Regions from separate parts of the Homo sapiens genome. Here region 2 is linked to region 1. The links are chromatin loops, found by intact Hi-C in ENCODE. Cell type or tissue: heart right ventricle. All regions are shown on one strand. Links, peaks and the distances in the headings refer to the core of each region. The heading gives the core; the rest is flanking DNA.

Region 1 (2,920 bases), core at 259-2,758:
ATTTATAAAATTTTCAGAAGATATAACGTATCTATAATATAATCAATTGCAGACTGCTGCATAGAACAGAGAGGGAATGTGTCTGCTATAGTCCTTTAGTTGTTTGGGGTGGTGCACTGATTCATTCACTAAAAGTTTAAACCCTTGATTTTGATGATCTTGCAGGTAACACGCAATGTCATGACTGCAATTCTCAGCTTGCCTCCAGGCGACATCTATAACCTCTCAGTAACTGCTTGTACTGAAAGAGGAAGTAATACCTCCATGCTCCGCCTTGTCAAGCTAGGTAAGAAGAGTGCACAGAGATGGGTGTGAAATAATCACTAATGTTTGCATCATTCGATTCAGCAAGAGCTCCTCAATTCAATGAAATAATAACAGAAAAATGGCTAATTTTTTATGAGTAGAAAATAGACATTTGTACTAGCAAAAGGGTATGTTCAACTTGGTACAAGTTTCTGTGAGTGGGTTGTATACTGTTCTGGGAAACAGTGGTGTTCGCTGTTCTTTGTAAGGTTAAAGAAACCAGGTAGTCATAGGATTTTGGAGATGGAAGCACATTAGAGATTATCTAATGCAGTGTTCACAACCCTATAAGACAACATTCTATTTTCATATTAATATTATGTAATGCTCTCTTTAATATCTTAAATAGTAATGGATTTAAAAATCTACATATTGATTTTTTAAATTTTATATAGTTTCCCAACTCCAGAATAAAATCAAGACAAAAAGAAACTAATTTATAATAAAATAATATGGATTTCCTAAATATATGGTCAGACACAACTACTCTAAAAGACATAATGAAATTACCTGATGCCTAGATATAATTAAAATGAATAAGTTGGGGTTTATAAGAAATAAAAAGATCATTAGTCCTTCATATAAGAAGTATAAAAATAAGCAAAGAAATGAACAAGTTAATATAAATTGATAACAAATAACTAAACAAGCATAGATACAGGTAGATACTAGAATAAAAACTAGAGTTAAAATAAGTACTAAAAGATGAGATATATTTTCATATAATGAGAGAAAGATGGAAATAATTTTAATTAAAGTAGGGACAACACACCAAAAGTTTATAAATGGCAGCATAGAAGCAAGCTGGCTTCACTCCCCTCTACCCAACAGAAAACCAAAAGCAAATATACACTCTGAGATTTTCACCAGCAACAACCCAGAACTCAAATACGAGGATGCGACCGATTCCAGAGCCATAGAGAAGTGAAAATACTCTGGGCAGATGGTAGGAGAATCAGGCTTCCACATTCGTGACGCCTCCCCCGCGATTCTGCCTGGCAACAAGTGTGCAGAAAATCTTCTGCCAACTCATGTTTCTACACTGGAAAAAGTGAGGTTGAGGTAGTCAACTAGTTTCCCCACTATCTTGGGCTCCCTGGCAGGAAATCTGTCCTTGCCTTAACCCACAGGAAGCATCGTGACTGCCTGAAGGGAGAAATAGCTTGAGGATAGGCAGAAACAAAGAGATGAGATGGAACTACCATTCCCAGTCCCAGCAACTCTGCTCTGTAACTTGGCCAAAGGAGACACCAAATCAGAGTGGCTGTTCAGCAGCACCATACTGTAGGAGGTACATTTCACAGGTCCCTTGGGCATGAGCCCCCCAGCTAACTTTGACACACTGCCAGGATAATTCCTTTAAGACCTTTCTTTTTCAGGACAGGCAGAGCCAAGGCAAATCTGGACTTAAGGTGCCACCTAGAGCTGAAATGTAGGCAGTGATCTAGTGGTAAATATTTGCTAGGCAAACATAGCCAATAAAAGACAAAACAAGGCAAGGCAGACAAAGGAAAGTGGACTAAATAGTTAATTATTTAATGCAAAGACATAGTTCTATGCCCATAAGAAACAACATCAAACAGGGAACTGTGACCCGCCCACGCTACCCAGGAAAAGGACAAAGCAAAAATCCAATGACTGACCCTAACAAGATGGTGATCTGTGAGCTCTCTGAACAAGAATTCAAAATACAGTTTAAGGAAAATCAGTGATGTCCAGGAAAACACAGAAAAGCAATTCAGAAATTTATCAGAGAAATTTTTAAATCAAACAAATTCTTGGTACTGGAAAATACGTTTGCTGAACTGAAAAACACATCACAGCAGAATGGACAAAGGAGTGGAATGATTCAGGGAGCTAAAAGCCTATCTGAAAATACACCATTGGAGGAGAAAAAAGAAAAATAAGACTGAAAGTAAGTGAAGTCTGACTATAAGATATTAAAAAAAAAAGGCTGGGCACGGTGGCTCACACCTGTAATCCCAGCACTTTGGGAGGCCAAGGCGGGCAGATCACGAGGTCAGGAGATCAAGACCATCCTGGCTAACATGGTGAAACCCTGTCTCTAATAAAAATACAAAAAAAAAAAAAAAATTAGCCAGCATGGTGGCGGGTGCCTGTAGTCCCAGCTACTCGGGAGGCTGAGGCAGGAGAATGATGTGAACTCAGGAGGTGGAGCTTGCAGTGAGCCGAGATCGCACCACTGCACACCAGCCTGGGTGACAGAGCAAGAATCTGTCAAAAAAAAAAAAGGTATTAAAAAAACCTTAAAAGATCAAACATAAGAATTATTAGTATTCAAGGGGGAGCTGAATAAGGAAGTTTACTGAAAGAAATAATAATAGAAAACATTCCAAAACTTGAGACAGGTACAAATAGCCAGGTTCATGAGGGTCTGAGAATACCAAACAGATACCACTCAAATAAAATCACCCCAAAGCGTATAATACTCAGACTCTCAAAGGTCAAGGACAAAGAGAAGATCCTGAAAGCATCAAGAGAAAAGGAGCAAATAACAGGTAAACAAGCTGCAATTCACCTGGCAACAAACTGTACAGGCCATGAGGAAGAACATTTTTACAGTGCTCAAAGAAAAAAAACTGCCATCCAAGAA
Region 2 (2,920 bases), core at 248-2,747, 300 kb before region 1:
TACCATCTCACACCACTTAGAATGGCAATCATTAAAAAGTCAGGAAACAACAGGTGCTGGAGAGGATGTGGAGAAATAGGAACACTTTTACACTGTTGGTTGGACAGTAAACTAGTTCAACCATTGTGGAAGTCAGTGTGGCGATTCCTCAGGGATCTAGAACTAGAAATACCATTTGACCCAGCCATCCCATTACTGGGTATATACCCAAAGGACTATAAATCTTGCTGCTATAAAGACACATGCACACGTATGTTCATTGTGGCATTATTCACAATAGCAAAGACTTGGAACCAACCCAAATGTCCGACAATGATAGACTGGATTAAGAAAATGTGGCACATATACACCATGGAATACTATGCAGCCATAAAAAATGATGAGTTCATGTCCTTTGTAGGGACATGGATGGAATTGGAAATCATCATTCTCAGTGAACTATCGCAAGAACGAAAAACCAAACACCGCATATTCCCACTCATAGGTGGGAATTGAACAATGAGATCACATGGACACAGGAAGGGGAATATCACACTCTGGGGACTGTGGTGGGGTGGGGGGAGGGGGGAGGGATAGCATTGGGAGATATACCTAATGCTAGATGACGAGTTAGTGGGTGCAGCGCACCAGCATGGCACATGTATACATATGTAACTAACCTGCACAATGTGCACATGTACCCTAAAACTTAAAGTGTAATAAAAAAAAAAAGGACTGAAAAAAAAAAGAACAGCTGCCTAAAGTCTGAAAGCTCCTGAATCCCAAGATGTGAATTACAGAGTTCTCTGAGTGCTGAGAAGACATCCGAGTTTCAGCCCAGTCAGCGTTCAGAAATCTTTGTGAAGTAGGAGTGAGGACCATTAATGCCTTAGGCAGAAGGGCTGTAACCTGGGACTAAGGGTGGATCTGAAAGACAACCCCCTACAACAGAGACTAAAATGAGACCTTTACAGGAGCAATCTAATCCACCAGCAAATTAACAGCCTGCCAAAACAAAATACAACACTCTTGAAAAAGTTAACAGGATCCAGAGCCTGTATAACCATCATCTACAATGTCAAACCTACTGAATTAGTCTGCTCAGGCTGCCATGACAAAGTACCCCGGAATGGGTAACTTAAACAACAGAAATATATTTCTCACATTTATGGAGGTTAAGAAGTCCAAGAAAGTTTCATTCTGAAGCCTCTTCTTTTGGCCAGCAGGCGGCCCTCTTTATGTGCTCACACGACTTCCTCTGTATGAGTGTGTGGAGAGACAAAGAGAGCTTTCCAGTGTTTCTCTTTATAAGGACATTCGTCTTATTGGATCTGATCCATCCTTATGACCTCATTTAACCTTAATTCTTTTTTGGAAAGGTTCTATCTCCAAATAAAATCACACTAAGAATATGGCTTCAACATATGCATTTTGAGGGCACACAAACATTCAGTTCATAACATAGACAATAAACATTTCCAGATAGGCAAGAAGCACATAAAATTTATCAATACTCAAGAGATAAAAATACAAGATAGATGTCTATATATTGAAGTAATTAGATGAAGACTTCAAAATCGCTAGGATTATTATGTTAAAACCAACAGAGGAAATAATGGACAAAGACAGATAAAAATATAAAGTATTTATCATATTTTTATCCATTTGGGGATATTTCACAGAGAAATAGAAACTATGAAAAGGATCAAATAAAAACTTTAGAACTATAAATAAATACTTAAAATTAAGAACCCATTTGAAGGGTTTAACAGTAGATTGAAAGATTGGAAGACAGAATAGTAAATCCAACGATCTGTCATTAGAAAATGTCCAAAATGGACCACAGAGGAAAAATAAACAATGGAAAGATCAAAACAGAGAATGAAAAATGTAGAACATGATCAAAAGTCATAACACACATGTAATTGGAGTTCTAGAAAGAGAAGAATGAAAGGATGAGATAAAAGCAATAGTTGAAGAAATAATAGCTGAAAATTTTGCAAATCTAATGAAAGGTAGTAATCCCTCAATTCAAGATGTTTCATGAACCCCAGGCAAGGTAAATAAAAAGAAAGCTAAACCTACATGCATACATCAACTTACTGATCAGCAAAATACAGAGAAAATACTAAAAACACCTACAGAAAAAAAACAAAAAAGACACACAGTTTTTAAGAAAAAAATACAGTAAAAATGGATTATAGCCTCTCAATAGAAACTGTGGAAAACCTAGGACAATGAAAAGGCGTCTTCAAAGTGCTGAGCTAGAATTCTGTATTTGTTGAAATAAGTCATTCTCAGACAAAATTTGAGATAGTTTATTGATTGTCAGCAGAACAATGAAAAAAATGATTTCAGATGGAAGCAAAACCAAAAAATTCTAGTAGTGGCAGCAACTCCTGATAGGGTAAATAAATGGGTAAAAATAAATGAATATTAACCAATGAAAACCACAAGTATAAAAATGTCTTTACCAGGCGTGGTGGCTCATGCCTGTAATCCCAGCACTTTGGGAGGCCGAGGCGGGCAGATCACCTGAGGTTGGAAGTTCGAGACCAGCCTGACCGACATGGAGAAAACCCGTTTCTACTAAAAATACAAAACTAGCTGGGCGTAGTGGCACATGCCTGTAATCCCAGCCACTTCGGAGGCCGAGGCAGGAGAATCACTTGAACCCGGGAGGCGGAGGTTGCAGTGAGCCGAGATCACGCCATTGCATTCCAGCTTGGGCAACAAGAGTGAAACTCCGTCTCAAAAAAAAAAAAAAAAAAAAAAAAAAGTCTTGTGGGTTTATAATTTCTGGAAGTAAAATATATGACAGTAGGAAACAAAGTAAGAGGTAGAAATTAAGTTATGCTGTTATAAATTTCTTACATATTGAGGGATTTGGCAAAATTACTAACTTAGACCAATAATGTAACAATGCACTTGCAATTTCTAG

The links. A loop is a pair of places that touch in the nucleus more often than their neighbours do. Peaks named below come from ENCODE experiments on the same cell type or tissue, not always from the same donor. Only the 100,000 strongest peaks of a DNase experiment are listed, where the experiment ranks them.
Region 2: it touches region 1 in a loop (7-fold over the local background); 19 of 110 quality-filtered maps call a loop at or near these places.

What each region holds. Positions count from the first base shown.
Region 1 is chr12:15,525,977-15,528,896 of GRCh38, forward strand. PTPRO (protein tyrosine phosphatase receptor type O) reads left to right here. Exons shown (of 27, transcript NM_030667.3): 12 at 166-286. Among named protein-coding and RNA genes, the nearest start is that of PTPRO, 200 kb to the left of the region's middle. RefSeq lists enhancers at 1-781, 310-379. In heart right ventricle, for the core only: no CTCF peak of the experiment used is centred there; a DNase peak (open chromatin) is centred at 1,328; H3K27me3 peaks cover 390 bases.
Region 2 is chr12:15,226,050-15,228,969 of GRCh38, forward strand. No RefSeq gene overlaps it. Among named protein-coding and RNA genes, the nearest start is that of RERG, 6.1 kb to the left of the region's middle. In heart right ventricle, for the core only: a CTCF peak has its summit at 1,209 (motif pointing right); a DNase peak (open chromatin) is centred at 1,192.